Regions from separate parts of the Homo sapiens genome. Here region 2 is linked to region 1. A link is a loop called in an ENCODE intact Hi-C map of the cell type or tissue named here. Cell type or tissue: lower leg skin. All regions are shown on one strand.

What was found. Hi-C counts contacts between places; a loop is a spot of excess contacts. Peaks named below come from ENCODE experiments on the same cell type or tissue, not always from the same donor. Only the 100,000 strongest peaks of a DNase experiment are listed, where the experiment ranks them.
Region 2: a loop joins it to region 1, with 5 times the contacts of the local background. A loop is called at or near these places in 102 of 110 quality-filtered maps.

The regions. Positions count from the first base shown.
Region 1 is chr10:43,288,515-43,296,514 of GRCh38, reverse strand. No RefSeq gene overlaps it. Among named protein-coding and RNA genes, the nearest start is that of RASGEF1A, 25 kb to the right of the region's middle. RefSeq lists enhancers at 1,817-2,316, 2,317-2,818. In lower leg skin, no CTCF peak of the experiment used is centred here; DNase peaks (open chromatin) are centred at 904 and 3,084.
Region 2 is chr10:43,460,993-43,468,992 of GRCh38, reverse strand. The region is part of intron 1 of ZNF487 (zinc finger protein 487); the gene reads right to left. Among named protein-coding and RNA genes, the nearest start is that of ZNF487, 28 kb to the right of the region's middle. RefSeq lists an enhancer at 4,093-4,756. In lower leg skin, no CTCF peak of the experiment used is centred here; no DNase peak of the experiment used is centred here.

The DNA of each region.
Region 1 (8,000 bases):
GTCTCTCACCAGCTGGTGGTCTCTCTCCTCCAGGGTAAGGCCACGAAGATGTCTCTACCTCTCCTCGTAAAAAGCCCAGCCTGACTCTTACCAACCTGCCCATTGCTGGGACACCTGTGGAGGAGCCTGGGGCAGGAGTGGGGACACAGGACTTCTCTATGTGGCTGCGCCCTCCCCCCCATAGGCTCTACCTACTTCACCCACTCCTGACCAGTGCACCCAGTCTATGATCCCTCGGCCATGCCGTCTACCTCTACATGCCTTAGGCTTGTACTAGCTGGCATGGCCTCTGCCTGCATATCTAAGATGGGATCCTTGACCTCATCAAATGAGGCACCTGCAAAAGTTCATCATTCTGGAGAGATTTGAAAGATATGTAATGATATTATTTTGCACTGAAACACAGGCCTGGCGTGGTGGCTCACACCTATAATCTTAGCACTTCGGGAGGCTGAGGTGGGAGGATTGTTTGACACCAGGAGATCTAGACCAGCCTGGGCAACACAGTGAGACCCAGCTGTACACAAAATACTAGTTAGCTGGGTGTATTGATGTGCTCCTGTAGTCCTAGCTATTTGAGAGGCTGAGGGCAAGAGGATTGCTTGAGGCCAGGGTTCAAGGCTGCAGTGAGCCATGTTCATATCACTGCACTCCAGCCTGGGTAACAGAGCAAGATCCTGTCTCAAAAAAACTCCAAAAACAAAATCCCCAAAACAGAAAATAAAAAAGAAACACAGCCAGGAATGCAATGTTACTTGGTTTCTCTGGGTCTCCGGATGTATGGATTAACACCTTCCTGTGAGGGGTGAGAGGAGGCGGAGGGGTGCGGCCTGCTGGACACTGGCACAGCTCCCAGCCTCATGACCGCCCCCTCCACTGCCCGCCCCTTTCCATTCGGTGGCTCCCAGCCACTGCCCTCGGCCCGGCCATCCCTTGCCCTTCCCTGCTCTCCTCTTGAGGGACTGCTCTTTCTTACTCACTTTGCTGGCACAAGGCCCTCTTCATCCCTGAAGGGGAGATGGTGAGGGGCCCACACTTACCGCCACTCGCTGTGTCTGACACCAGCCCACTCAGGCTAAGACGTGCTGCTGTAATGAAGGGGCCCAGATCTCAGAGACTGTGACCCAGAGGACTATTTCTTACCCACATGGACCGTCTACTGCGAGTCCCCTCAGCCGGGGCCTTAGGATGCAGAAGCCACAAATGGGACCTGCAAGGCTTGTGGGAGGTGAGGAGTGAAGGGAGCCCAAAATCCGGCCCCTCAGCTCTTCCTGGGGGTGCCCAGGCCATGGCCACTCAGACCTCCTTGCCAAAGCTCATCCCATCCCCAGCCTGCTGTCAACAGGGGAGGCAGGCCCCCAATAGCCGGGAGGGATGGCAGGGACTCCCAGCAAGTGGCACCCTCCATGGCTGGCTGTCCACTCGCCTTTTAGGTCCCTCCTCAGAGCCCTGTGAGGAGGAGAGGAGCGGCTCCACAGAGCTGTGGGGCCAGGCAAGCAGCAACTCAGGGTTGCTGCAGTCCTCCGGGGGGATCTCAGGGCTGAGCCCAGCAGGGGATGAAGCCAGAGTGCCCTGGAGTCCAGCTCTACCTATAGGTACAGGGATTCGGGGTGCTCAGGGGACCACACAGAGGCTGCGGGCTTGAGAGGTCAGTGAAAGTGGCAAGGAGGGCCAAAGGAGGGGGTGGGTGACCCCAGGAGGGGGTGAGGTGTTCAGAGGAGATGAGATGTTCCCAGGAGGGGGTGGGTGACCACAGGGGGGTGAAATGTTTCCAGGAGGGGGTGAGATGACCCTAGGAGGGGGTGGGGAGACCGTGACCCCAGGAGGGGGTGGGTGACCACAGGGGGTGAGATGTCCCCAGGAGGGGGTGAGATGACCCCAGGAGGGGGTGAGAGGATCCCAGGAGGGGGTAAGGTGTCCCCAGGAGCGGATGAGATGTCCCCAGGAGGATGTGGTGTGTCCACAGGAGGAGCTGGGTGGATGCAGGAAGGGGTGGAGTCACCACAGGAGGTAGGGGGACCACAGGTCGGGTGGGTGGGGTAACCACAGGACCTCAGGTGATCTATCCATTCTCACCTCACCGGAAGCAGTTTCTCGACCCTGGGAAGTCCCCTCTGTGCTCACCCCCTGAGCCTGTCTCCAGGATCAAGAAGGAGGTGCCTATCCTGGTTGCTGGACAGACCCAGACCTCCCCATTTCTGTCTCTCCCTCTAGGATCGGGGACTTTGGGGGAGTGGGCCAGCCGTCCACATGAGGGGCAGGATCGGCTGTCCAAGCCCAGAGGCTGTTGCTCACAGGTGTTCCCTGGATCCAGAGGACTGTAGGGCATGTCCCCGAATTGGGCAGTGTTATTTCAGGAAACCTCAGTGGCACAGCCTTTTGCCAGGCATGAAGTCCAGGGTCCTCAGGCTGGACGAGGCGCATCCTGAGTCCAGATGCAGAGAAGTGAAGCCGCACTTCACAGTTTTTTTCTGGAGTTTCTTAGTCATGGAGCCGTGGTGCTCGGGGGCTCTCAGATACCCTAGAGTACAGCATGATCTTTTCATAGATGGGGCTGCTCTGGTCCAGGGAGGGGAAGGCCCAGAGCAAGACCCTGGGGGGTCTCAGCTGTGGCAAGCCTTTTGCTCCTGGTCACCCTGCGATTCACAGGGGTTGACACACGCAACCTCAAGCCCTCCAGAAATGCCCTCTTGGTCATGTAGTGTAGACAGGGCACTATTCAGAACCACAGTCTCGACTTCAAGTCCTGTCTTTGCCGTTTATGGCTGTGTGCCCTGGGGAATTGATTTAACCTCTCGGAGCATCTAAAATTGGGTTGCAGCTGCCCCATCACATCGAAGGGTGACTAGAAGACTGGACTGCCCTTTTCTGTTATCACTGGGTGTGTGGAGTTGATGGGAGAGAAGCAGTGCCTTTCATCTGTTCTGAAGCTGTGTTCACTCTCAGCACTTCAGAGTCAGGAGCTGGGCGGGCGGCAGGTGATTCTGCACACTTTCACCTGGAACCTGACTGGACGACCCCAGCCCTCAGTGTTTCCAACAAACCACTGAAGGACCACGAGGAAGAAGCCAGCGTCTGGGATGGTGTCCAGAACATTCTGCTGACACCTGCTGGTATGATCAAGGAAGCACCAGCTTCGACCTCGCAGAAGGGCACAGAATGGAATCTGGAGAAAGACAGCAGACGTTCTATCAGAAGTGCCATGCCACCCAGTCCTGCTGGCAAAGTGGACAGCATGGTGTGCAAAACCTGGGCATTACTGTCTCAGAATCAGAAAGGGACTCCGGCGCCTCCCTCTTGCTCAGTCTCTCTCTCCCTGCTCCCCCCCACCCCGTGATATTATTAAGGAAGAGAAACATGTTTTTAGGGACAGAAGAGGGCAGCTCTTTCTTCTGCCCTAGGGACAAGTTACTCCCAATGATTGGCAGAGCATTTGAGTCCTCGCCTCTTCCTTATGTCTCCCTGGGATTCTGTGACCTGAGAAGACAGCACAGGAATCCGTTGTATGCACAATACACACACCTGTTCTGTCAATTAAAGCAGGGAGATCATTCAAATGCAGTAGCAGTCCTCGTGAGGCCACCTGCTCTCCGCTACCAAGCCTGGGGCCCTCCCTGGAGATGACAGGGCAACCCTCCAGTGTACGTCCCTCCTGAGGGCTTCTGCTTAATTCACTTTTGTGTAATTTGAGCTTCATCTGTGAGTTAACACAAATGGATGACATGAAAAGTGTCCCATGGATTCAAGCTTCTGTGACATGCTTTTTCCACTTAGCAATGTAATCCATATTAATGCATATAGGACGACCTCATTTCTAAACTGCCGAATAGGGATCATTTATTTACACTTTTCCATGTTGCTAGACACTGGGGACATTAGTAGCTATGGACGAATTGCCCTCCAGAAATGCTGCACCTATTTACACCCCACCAATCCTAAACATTTTCATAATTCACAGTTTTTGCCAAACTGACGAGTGAAAAATGTGTCTTGTGTCTTGAGATTACGCATGTTTTCATGGATCCCAGTTGCCTGTGCTTCCTCTTCTTTGATTTGCTTGTTTATGTCCTCTCCCTACTTAGTTGTTGAATTTTCCTTAATCGTGTATCAGGGATTGTTTTTCCTGGTATAGCTGTGGCCAATGTTTCCTCTACACTGTAACTTGCCTTTTAGGTTTGCAATTAGTGTCTTTGTATGTTTGTTTTTGAGACAGGGACTCTCTCTGTCATCCAGGCTGGAGTGCAGTGGTGCCATCATAGTTCGCTGCTGCCTCAACCTCCTGGGCTCAATCTATCTTCTCACCTTAGCCTCCTGAGTAGCTGGGACTATAGTCACATGCCACTATGCCCAGCTATTTTTTGCTAGTTTTTGTAGAGATGGTATATTGCCCAGGCTGATCTTGAACTCCTGGACTCAAACAATCTGCCTGCCTCAACTTCCCTAAATGCTGGGATTACAGGTGTGAGCTATCCTGCTTTGCCTAGTGTCTTTTATTCTATAGAACATTTTTGTTTTAAATTTGATGTGGTCAAATGTATTAATCTTTCATTTGTAGCTTTTATAATTCATGTCTTAAGAATGACTTTTCTGCTGGCCAGGTGTGGTGGTTCACGCCTGTAATTCCAGCAGTTTGGGAAACCAAGGTGGGTGGATCACTTGAGGTCAGGAGTTCGAGACCAGCCTGGCCAACGTAGTGAAACCCTGTCTCTACTAAAAATGCAAAAATTAGCCGGGGGTGGTGGCATACACCTGTAGTCCCAGCTACTCGAGAGGCTGAGGCAGGAGAATCGCTTGCACCCGGGAGCGGGAGGTTTCAGTGAGCTGAGATTGCGCCACTGGACTCCAGCTTGGGCGACAGAGCAAGACTCCATCTCAAAAAAGAAATGACTTTTCTACCTCAATATATATCCTTTTATATTTTCTTCACTTATATTTTTGCATATTTTCTTTAAGTTTTATAATTTTCTTTTTTTATGAGTTGAAGGTTTTATAATTTTCTTACAATGGTTTAGATTAATACATCATCTGGATTGTTTGAGTGTTGTGAGATAGCTCTCTATCTTATGTTACAAATATAGTGAGTCAACCCAGAACCATTTTTTGAATAGCCTATATTTTCACATTCTTTTAGTTTATAGGAAGTTACTAAATGCATGGGCCTATTTCAGGACACTGTTCTTTTTTAAAGTGAGTATTTTATATATTTATTCTTTTTTAAAATGTTATTTATTATTATTTTTTTAAATTTTTTTAGAGGTGGTCTCACTCTGTTGCCCAGGCTGGAGTGTGGTGGCGTGATCATAGCTTACTGTAGCCTCAAAATCCTGGGCTCAAACGATCCACCTGTCTCAGCCTCCTGAGTAGCTCAGACTACAGGTGTGCACACCACCACACCTAGATGATTTCTATTATTGTTATTATTTTAGGCTGAGATGGGGTCTTCCAATGTTGTCCAGGCTGGCTATATGTTTATTTTTATATATTGTTTCAATTAAAATCATTTATTGCATATTTTGTGTATCACAGAGAATCTCTGCTGCATTCTTCTCTTTTTCACACTTGTCTTTTTTTGTACATTTTCTATTTCTAATTGGCTTGTCAGTTTTATAGCGGAAATCCTGTTTGATTGTAATTGATGCCAAATTTAAATTCTACACTAATTTAGGGGAAAACTGACATTTGTACCATGTTCAATCTTCCATTGAGGAACACAGTATATCTCTATTCGTGCAATACATGCTACACTTTATAGTCTTCTCCACATTGGTACTGCTCATTTTTTGTTGGGCTTCCCCTCTATGTGCTGTAACAGTGTTGCTATCATGAATGACATTTTTCTTTTCTATGTTATAATTCATCATTGCTGATAGCTAGGAGGGCTTTGTGTAGATCTTGCCACATAGTTGAATTTGTCCTAATTATTCTTATAGTTTGTTAGTTCAATTTTCTAGACAGTGTAGAAAGTCACATTGCCTGAAAAAATGACACTGCATTTTACGATAAACCTTGTGTTCTCTTGTTCATTTCCTTCCCTGTAGTTCTTAAGTCTACTGGGGTTTTCTCACTCATTTTGATAATTTGTATTTTTTCCATACATTTTTCCATGATGCCTATGATTTCAAAGCTTTCCTCATACATATTGGGCCACGAAGACTAATTTCCTTCACCCACTTCATCTTTCCCCACATCATCTGTCTGTGTTTTCTCTCTTCTCCTGACCGTCTGCCCAAGTTGCACTACCCAGGTTGGGAACGCTCATGCAAACCCCTGAGCCTCACCTGCTTCCATCGAAACTCACAGCATCACTCCATTCTGAGGGTGAGTTTTTTTCCTATTGAATTTCTAATTTTCCCATTTATTTCTATTTCATGACTTTCTACTTTTTTCTCTGTTTTTTCATTTTTGTTTTTTTGTTTGTTTGTTTGTTTGTTTGTTTGTTTTTTGAGGTAGGGTCTTGGTCTGTTGCCCAAGCTGAAGTGCGGTGGCACGATCTTGGCTCACTGCAGCTTCTGCTTCCTAGGTTCAAGCCATTCTCCCACCTCAGCCTCCCAAATAGCGGGTATTAGAGGCGCCCGCCACCACGACTGGCTAATTTTTGTATTTTAGTAGAGACAGGGCTTCACTATGTTGTCCAGGTTGGTCTCAAACTCCTGGGCTCAAGTGATCCATCCACCTCCTCACAGGTGAGGGGTAGGGGGATTCCAGGCATAAGCCACCGCACTCAGCCTTGCTTTTTTCTCTATCAATCACTTTATTCAACTTTATTGGGTTATTTTAATGTTAGTGTTCCTGTTTTTGAACTAAGATAGTAGTTCATTTATTTTTAATCTTCCTTTTCTCTAATAAACGTATTAAGGCTTCTACATTTTCTGTGGATATTGCTTTGAAACATTTCACAAGTTTAAAAAGTGGAATATTCTGTTCTGTCACCCATTTCTAAGTGGTTGGTAATTTCTATTTGGGTTTTGTTTGTTTGTTTGTTTTAGACAAGGTCTCTCTGTGTTGTCTAGGCTGGAGTGCAGTGGCTATTGTCACACGTGTGATCATTGCATACGACTCCTCCAACTCCTGGGCTCAAGTGATCTTCCTGCCTCAGCCTGCTGTGTAGTTGGGACTATGGTCATGTACTACCAAGCCTGGCTTGTTTTGGTGTTCTTTTAAAAGTTATTTTATTTTATTTTATTTATTTTTTTGAGACAGGGTCTTGCTCTGTCACTCAGGCTGGAGTGCAGTGGCACTGGATTACAGCTCACTGCAGCTTCGACCTCCCTGGCTGAGGCGATCCTCCTTCTTCAGCCTACCAAGTGGCTGGGACCACAGGTGCACACCACCACACTTGGCTACTTTTTAAATTAGTTTTAGTGACAGGGTCTCCCTATGTTGACCAGGCTGGTCTTGAACTCCTGGACTCAAGTGATCCTCCTGCCTCGGCCTCCCAAAGTGCTGGGATTGTAGCTGTGAGCCACTACACCTGGTGATTATTGTAGCTTTGTAGTAAGTTTTCAAATCAGGAATTGTGAGTCATCCAACTTTGTTCTTCTTTTTGAAGATTTTTTTAACTATCCTGGGTTCCTTGAATTTTCATATGAATTTTCAGAACAGCTTGTAACTTTCTGCAGAGAATTCACCTGGGATTCTGATATGGATTCTGTGAACCCAGAGATCTTTAAGAAGTATTGCCGTCTTAACCATATTAAGTCTCCCAATCCATGAATGTGGATGTCTTTCCATTTATTTAAGTGTTCTTTAATTTCTCCCAACTGTGTTTATAGTTTTCAGTGTACAAGTTTTGCACTTCTTTTGTTAAATTTATTCATAAATTTTCAGTCTTTTAATTTTTTTGAGACAGGGTCTTTCTGTGTTGCCCAGGCTGGAGTGCAGTGGTGCCAACACGGATCACTGCAGCCTTAACCTCCTGGGCTTAAGTGAGCCTCCTGCTTCAGCCTCCTGAGAAGCTAATTATGTATATATTTTTTGTAGAGATAGAGTCTTGCTATATT
Region 2 (8,000 bases), 170 kb before region 1:
TTTTGAGATAGAGTCTCACTCTGTAGCCCAGGCTGGAATGCAGTGGCACAATCTTGGCTCACTGCAAGCGCTGCCTCCTGGGTTCACACCATTCTCCTGCCTCAGCCTCCCGAGTAGCTGGGACTACAGGCGCCCACCACTACACCCAGCTAATTTTTTGTATTTTTAGTAGAGACGGGGTTTCACCGCGTTAGCCAAGATGGTCTCGATCTCCTGACCTCGTGATCCGCCTGCCTCGGCCTCCCAAAGTGGTGCTGGGATTACAGGCGTGAGCCACTGCGCCCGGCCTTTTTTTTTTTTTTTTTTTTTTTTTGAGACAGAGTTTCACTCTTGGTGCCCAGGCTGGAGTGCAATGGCGCGATCGCAGCTCGCCACAACCTCTGCCTCCCAGGTTCAAGCAATTATCCTGCCTCAACCTCCCGAGTAGTTGGCATCACAGGCATGTGCCACCATGGCCGGCTAATTTTGTATTTTTAGTAGAGACGGGGTTTCTCCATGTTGGTCAGGCTGGTCTCAAACTCCCGACCTCAGGTGATCCACCTGCCTCAGCCTCCAAAAGTGCTGGGGTTACAGGAATGAGCCACTGCACCCGGCCGGCTCTTCCTTTCACGAAAGATTTCTCTGTAGCATGAGATGCTGTTTAATTTTACCTATAGTAGAACTTCTTTCAAAATTGGATTCAATCCTCTAAAACCCTGCTGCTGCCTTATTAACTAAGTTTATGTAAGTCTAAATCCTTTGTTGTCATCTTAACAATGTTCACAGCATCTTCACCAGGAATAGATTACATCACAAGAAACAATTTTCTTATCTCACGCATAAGAAGCAACTCCTCATCTGTTCAAGTTCTAACATAAGATTGCAGCAATTCACTCACATCTGCAGGCTCCACTTCTAATTCTAGTTATGCTATTTCCACATCTGCAGTGACTTCCTCCACTGAAGACTTGAACCCCTCAAAGTCATCCATAAGGGTTGGATTCAAGTTCTTCCAAATTCCTATTAATGTTGTTAATTGGACCTATTCCCATGAATCGTAAATGGTCTTAGTGGCATCTTGAGCAGTGAATCCATTCCAGAAGGTTTTCAATTTACTTTGCCCAGATCCATCAGAGGGATCACTATCCATGCCAGCTATAGCCTTACAAATTTTTCTTTTCTTTTTTTTTTTTTTCTGAGATAGAGTCTCATTCTGTTGCCCACGCTGGAGTGCAGTGGCACAATCTCGGCTCACTGCAACCTCTGCCTCCCAGGTTCAAGCGATTCTCTTGCCCCAGCCTCCCGAGTAGCTGGGATTACAGGTATGCACCACCACACCCAGCTAATTTTTGTATTTTTAGTAGAGACAAGGTTTCACCATGTTTGCCAGGCTGGTATCAAACTCCTGACCTGAGGTGATCCACCAGCCTCGGCCTCCCAAAGTGCTGGGATTACAGGCATGAGTCACAACGCCTGGCTACAAATTTATTTCTTAAACAATAAAAGTTGAAGGTCGGGCGCAGTGGCTCACACCTGCAATAACAGCACTTTGGAAGGCCGAGGCAGGCAGATCACGAGGTCAGGAGTTTGAGACCAGCCTGGCCAATATGGTGAAACCCTGTCTCTACTAAAAATACAAAAATTAGCCAGGCGTGGTGGCGTGCACCTGTAGTCCCAGCTAGTCGGGAGGCTGAGGCAGAAGAATCACTTGAACCCGCGAGGCAGAGGTTGCAGTGAGCCAAGATTGTGCCACTGCACTCCAGCCTGGGCGACACAGCAAGACTCCGTCTCAAAAAAAGAAAAATAAAAAATAAAACTTGAAAGTCAAAATTACTCCTTGGCCGGGTGCGGCGGCTCATGCTTATAATCCTAGCACTATGGGAGGCTGAGGCAGGCAGATCACTTGAGGACAAGAGTTCAAGACCAGCCTGGTCAACATGATGAAACCCCATCTCTACTAAAAAAAAAATACAAAACAATTAGCTGGGTGTGGCAGCAGGCACCTGTAATCTCAGCTACTGAGGAGGCTGCGGCAGGAGAATCGCCAAACCTAGGAGGTGGAGGTTGCAGTGAGCCAAGATCACGCCATTGCAATCCAGCCTGGACAACAAGAGCTAAACTGTCTCAAAAAAAAAATTACTCCTTGATCCATGGGCTGTAGAATGGATGCATGCTAGTAAGCATGAAAACAACATTAATTTCATACCTCATAGCTCTTATGTGACTAGCTTGTCAATGAGCAGTAACATTTTGAAAGAAATATTTTTTCTGAACATTAGGACTCAATAATTTGTTTAAAATAATCAGTAAACCAGCTGGGCATGGTGGCTCACGCCTGTAATCCCAGCACTATGGGATGCCGAGGCGGGTGGATCACAAGGTCAGGAGTTGGAGACCAGCCTGACAAACATGGTGAAACCCCGTCTCTACTAATAATACAAAAATTAGCTGGGTGTGGTGGTGCGCACCTGTAATCCCAGCTACTCAGGAGGCTGAGGCAGGAGAATCAATTGAACCCAGGAGGCGGAGGTTGCAGTGAGCTGAGATCACACCACTGTACTCCAGCCTGGGTGACAAAGCAAGACTCCATCTCAAAAAAAAAAAAAAGAAAGAAAGAAAAAAAGAAAAGAAAACAAAAATTCAGTAAACCATGCTATAAACAAATATGCCAGCCAGGCACAGTGGCTCATGCCTGTAATCCTAGTACTTTGGGAGGCTGAGACGGGTAGATCACCTGAGATCAGGAGTTGGAGACCAGCCTGGCCAACATGGTGAAACCCTGTCTCTACTAAAAATACAAACAAGCTCCAGCTCCCTCTCCCTCTCCCTCTCTTTCCACGGTCTCCCTCTGATGCCGAGCCGAAGCTGGACTGTACTGCTGCCATCTCGGCTCACTGCAACCTCCCTGCCTGATTCTCCTGCTTCAGCCTGCCGAGTGCCTGTGATTGCAGGCGCGCACCGCCACGCCTGACTGGTTTTCGTATTTTTTTGGTGGAGACGGGGTTTCGCTGGGTTGGCCGGGCTGGTCTCCAGCTCCTAACTGCGAGTGATCCCCCAGCCTCGGCCTCCCGAGGTGCCGGGATTGCAGACAGAGTCTCGTTCACTCAGTGCTCAATGGTGCCCAGGCTGGAGTGCAGTGGCGTGATCTCGGCTCGCTACAACCTCCACATCCCAGCCGCCTGCCTTGGCCTCCCAAAGTGCCGAGATTGCAGCCTCTGCTCGGCGGCCACCCCATCTGGGAAGTGAGGAGCGTCTCTGCCTGGCCGCCCATCGTCTGGGATGTGAGGAGCCCCTCTGCCTGGCTGCCCAGTCTGGAAAGTGAGGAGCGTCTCTGCCCGCCCGCCATCCCATCTAGGAAGTGAGGAGCGCCTCTTCCCGGCTGCCATCCCATCTAGGAAGTGAGGAGCGTCTCTGCCCGGCCGCCCATCATCTGAGTTGTGGGGAGCACCTCTGCCCCGCCGCCCCGTCAGGGATGTGAGGAGCGCCTCTGCCCGGCCACGACCCCGTCTGGGAGGTGAGGAGCGTCTCTGCCCGGCCGCCCCGTCTGAGAAGCGAGGAGACCCTCTGCCCGGCAGCTGCCCCATCTGAGAAGTGAGGAGCCCCTCCGCCCGGCAGCCGCCCCGTCTGAGAAGTGAGGAGCCCCTCCGCCCGGCAGCCACCCCGTCTGGGAAGTGAGGAGCGTCTCCGCCCGGCAGCCACCCGGTCCGGGAGGGAGGTGGGGATCAGCCCCCGCCAGGCCAGCCGCCCCGTCCGGGAGGGAGGTGAGGGGATCAGCCCCCCACCCAGCCAGCCGCCCCGTCCAGGAGGGAGGTGGGGGGGTCAGCCCCCCGCCCGGCCAGCCGCCCCTTCCGGGAGGGAGGTGGGCGGGTCAGCCCCCCGCCCGGCCAGCCGCCCCATCCGGGAGGGAGGTGGGGGGGTCAGCCCCCCGCCCGGCCAGCCGCCCCGGGAGGGAGGTGGGGGGGGTCAGCCCCCCGCCCGGCCAGCCGCCCCGTCCGGGAGGGAGGTGGGGGGGTCAGCCCCCGCCCAGCCAGCCGCCCCATCCGGGAGGTGAGGGGCGCCTCTGCCCGGCCGCCCCTACTGGGAAGTGAGGAGCCCCTCTGCCCGGCCACCACCCCGTCTGGGAGGTGTACCCAACAGCTCATTAAGAACGGGCCATGATGACGATGGCGGTTTTGTGGAATAGAAAAGGGGGAAAGGTGGGGAAAAGATTGAGAAATTGGATGGTTGCTGTGTCTGTGTAGAAAGAAGTAGACATGGCAGACTTTTCATTTTGTTCTGTACTAAGAAGAATTCTGCCTTGGGATCCTGTTGATCTATGACCTTACCCCCAACCCTGTGCTCTCTGAAACATGTGCTGTGTCAACTCAGGGTTAAATGGATTAAGGGCGGTGCAAGATGTGCTTTGTTAAACAGATGCTTGAAGGCAGCATGCTCATCAAGAGTCATCACCACTCCCTAATCTCAAGTACCCAGGGACACAAACACTGCGGAAGGCCGCAGGGTCCTCTGCCTAGGAAAACCAGAGACCTTTGTTCACTTGTTTATCTGCTGACCTTCCCTCCACTATTGTCCTATGACCCTGCCAAATCCCCCTCTGCGAGAAACACCCAAGAATGATCAATAAAAAAAAATAATAATAATAAATAAAATAAAAATACAAACAATTAGCCGGGCATGGTGGCACACACCTGTAATCCCAGCTACCCAGGAGGCTGAGACAGAAGAATCACTTGAACCAGGAGGCAGAGGTTTCAGTGAGCCAAGATCATGCCACTGCACTCCAGCCTGGGTGACACAGTGAGACGTTGTCTCAAAACAAAAAAAAAAAAAAGAAAAAAAAAGTTTTCCTTTGCATTTACATTTGGGCTGTTCGGCACAAGAGGCCTAATTTAGGCCTGTCTTGGCTTTTGATATATGCCTTCCTCATTAAGCTTAAGTATTTCTAGCTTCTGATTTAAAGTGAGAGATGTATGACTCTTCCTCTCACTGGAACACTGAGAGGCCACTGCAGGGTAGTTACCTACCCTAATTTCAATATTGTTGTGTCTCAAGGAATAGGGAGGCCAGAGGAAAGGGAGAGAGAAAGGGGAACAGCCAGTCAGTGAAGCAGTCAGAACACAGGCAACATTTGTTAATTTTAACCATCTTATATACGGTCAAAACAATTACAATAATAATAACAGAAATCACAGATCACAGATTGCCATAATAGATAATAAAAAAAAGTCTGAAATAGGGCAAGAATTACCAAAATGTGACCCAGAGACACAACATGAGCACATGCTAAAAAAAAAAAAAAAAGAAAGAAAGAAAAACAGTTGTGAGGCTAGGTGAGGTGGCTCGTGCCTACAGTCCCAGAGCTCTGGGGGACCAAGGTGGGATGGGAAGATCACTTGATGCCAGGAGTTCAAGACCAACCTGGGCAACATAGTGAGACCAAGTTTCCACCAAAAAAAAAAAATTTTTTTTTTTTTTCGAGACAGTGTTTCACTCTGAAACCCAGACTGCAATGCAGTGGCATGATCTCGGCTCACTGCAACCTTAGCCTCCCGGGTTCAAGCAATTTTCCTGCCTCAGCCTCCCGAGTAGCTGGGACTACAAGTGTGCACCACCACGCCTGGCTAATTTTTATATTTTTAGTAGAGACAGGGTTTCGCCATGTTGGCCAGGCTGGTCTCAAACTAATGACCTCAGGTGATCCACCTGCCTCGGCTTCCCAAAGTGCTGGGATTACAGGCATGAGCCATCCGCCTGGCCCAAAAAGAAAATTTTTTTTTTTGAGATGGAGTTTTGCTCTTGTTGCCCAGGCTGGATTGCAATGGCGTGAACTCGGCTCACCGCAACCTCTGCCTCCTGGGTTCAAGCAATTCTCCTGCCACAGCCTCCCGAGCAGCTGGGATTACAGGCATGTACCACCTCACCCAGCTAATTTTGTATTTTTAGTAGAGACAGGGTTTCTCCATGTTGGTCAGGCTGGTCTCAAACTCCCGACCTCAGTTGATCCACCCGCCTTGGCATCCCCAAGTGCTGGGATTACAGACATGAGCCACCGCACCTGGCCAAAAAAAATTTTTTAATTAGCCAGGCATAGCCAGGCATGGCTGTGGTCCCAGCTACTCAGGGGGCTGAGGCAGGAGGATCCCCTGAGTCGAAGAGTTCAAGGTTACAATGAGCTAAGATCATGCCACTGCACTCCAGCCTGGGTGACAACATGAGACCCCTATCTCTATTTATAAAAAAAAAAAGAAAGAAAAAAAAAAGGCCGGATGCAGTGGCTCATGCCTGTAATCCCAGCACTTCAAGAAGCTGAGGCAGGTGGATCACGAGGTCAAGAGATCGTGACCATCCTGGCCAACATGGTGAAACCCCACCTCTACTAAAAATACAAAAATTAGCTGGGTATGGTGGTGCACACCTGTAGTCCCAGCTACTCAGGAGGCTGAGGCAGAAGAGTCGCTTGAACCCAGGAGGCCAAGGTTGCAGTGAGCTGAGATCACGCCACTGCACTCCAGCCTGGTGACAGAGGGAGACTCTGTCTCAAAAAAAAAAAAAAAAATGTTGTCTACAGATTTGCTCAATGCCGGGTTTCCACAAACTTTTAATTGTTAAAAAAAGAAAAAAGAAAAAAGAAAAAAAAGCACAATATCTGCAAAGTACATTAAAGCAAGGGACAATAAAACGAGGTGTGCCTGTAATCAATGATTACGTGGCTAGAAAGCCACGTAAGAGGGTTCAGGCATAGTAGTTCAACCCTACAATCCCAGCACTTCGGGAGGCAGAGGTTGCAGTAATCTGGGGTCGTGCCACTGCACTCCAGCCTGGGCAACAGAGCAAGACTCCATCTCAAAAACAAACAAACAGAAAGAGTAATTCACTAGATAATTTTTAAAAAAGAAAGTCATGTTAAGAGGAAGACTGAAGATTTCACCACTAGAGGTCACTGCTGACCTTAACTAAAAGGACTGGGATAGAATTAAGGCTTTGAGTTCACTACAGACCAACCTTGGAGATAAAGAGACAAAAAGCAAAGTAAACTGTGAACAATTTTTGGTCTGAATGGGGTTATGTGAACTAGTGTGTGTGAGACATAGCTTTGCCCTGGAACAAACACACCTGCCACCCACCTGGGGATGACAAATGACAAGGTAGAAACAAACAACTAGGACTTGTATCAAGTTCTAAAGGATAATTTCCCTAATATAAAGAAATTAAATCTATAATTTTAAAATTATTCATAAAGAAAAGCCAGACCCTAGAAAAATTCACTGCTGTAATTTTACAAGCAATTAAGGAATAAATAGCACCAATCTTACACAAGCACTCATGGAGAATAAAGAGAAAACACTAAACATGTTTTCTGAAACAGGCATAAAATTGATATAAACCTAACAAAGGCCGGGGGCAGTGGCTCATACCTGTAATCCCGATGTTTTGGGAGGCCAAGACAGGAGGATCACTTGAGCCCAGGAGTTCAAGACCAGCCTGGGCAACATAGCAAAACACCATCTCTAAAAAAAATACAAAAAAGTAACCAGGCATTATGGTACATGCCTGTAGTCCCAGCTACTCAGGAGGCTGAGATCAGAAGATTGCTTGAGCCCAGGAGTTCAAGGGAGAGGTGAGTTATGATCATCACACCACTGCGCTCCAGCCTGGGTGACAGAGCAAGACCTTGTCTCAAAAAAAAAAAAAAAAAACAAAAGACTGGGCCGGGCATGTTGGCTCACGCCTGTAATCCCAACACTTTGGGAGGCCAAGGCAGGCAGATCACCTGAGGTCAGAAGTTTGAGACCAGCCTGACAAACATGATGAAACCCCATCTCTACTATAAATACAAAAATTAGCCGGGTGTGGTGGCTAACGCCTATAATCCTAGCTACTCAGGAGGCTAAGGCAGGGGAATCGCTTGAACTGGGGAGGTGGAGGTTGCAGTGAGCCGAGATCACGCCATTGCACTCCAGCCTGGGCGATGAGAGCGAAACTCTGTCTCAAAAAAAAAAAAAATTAAGATATTAGAAGAG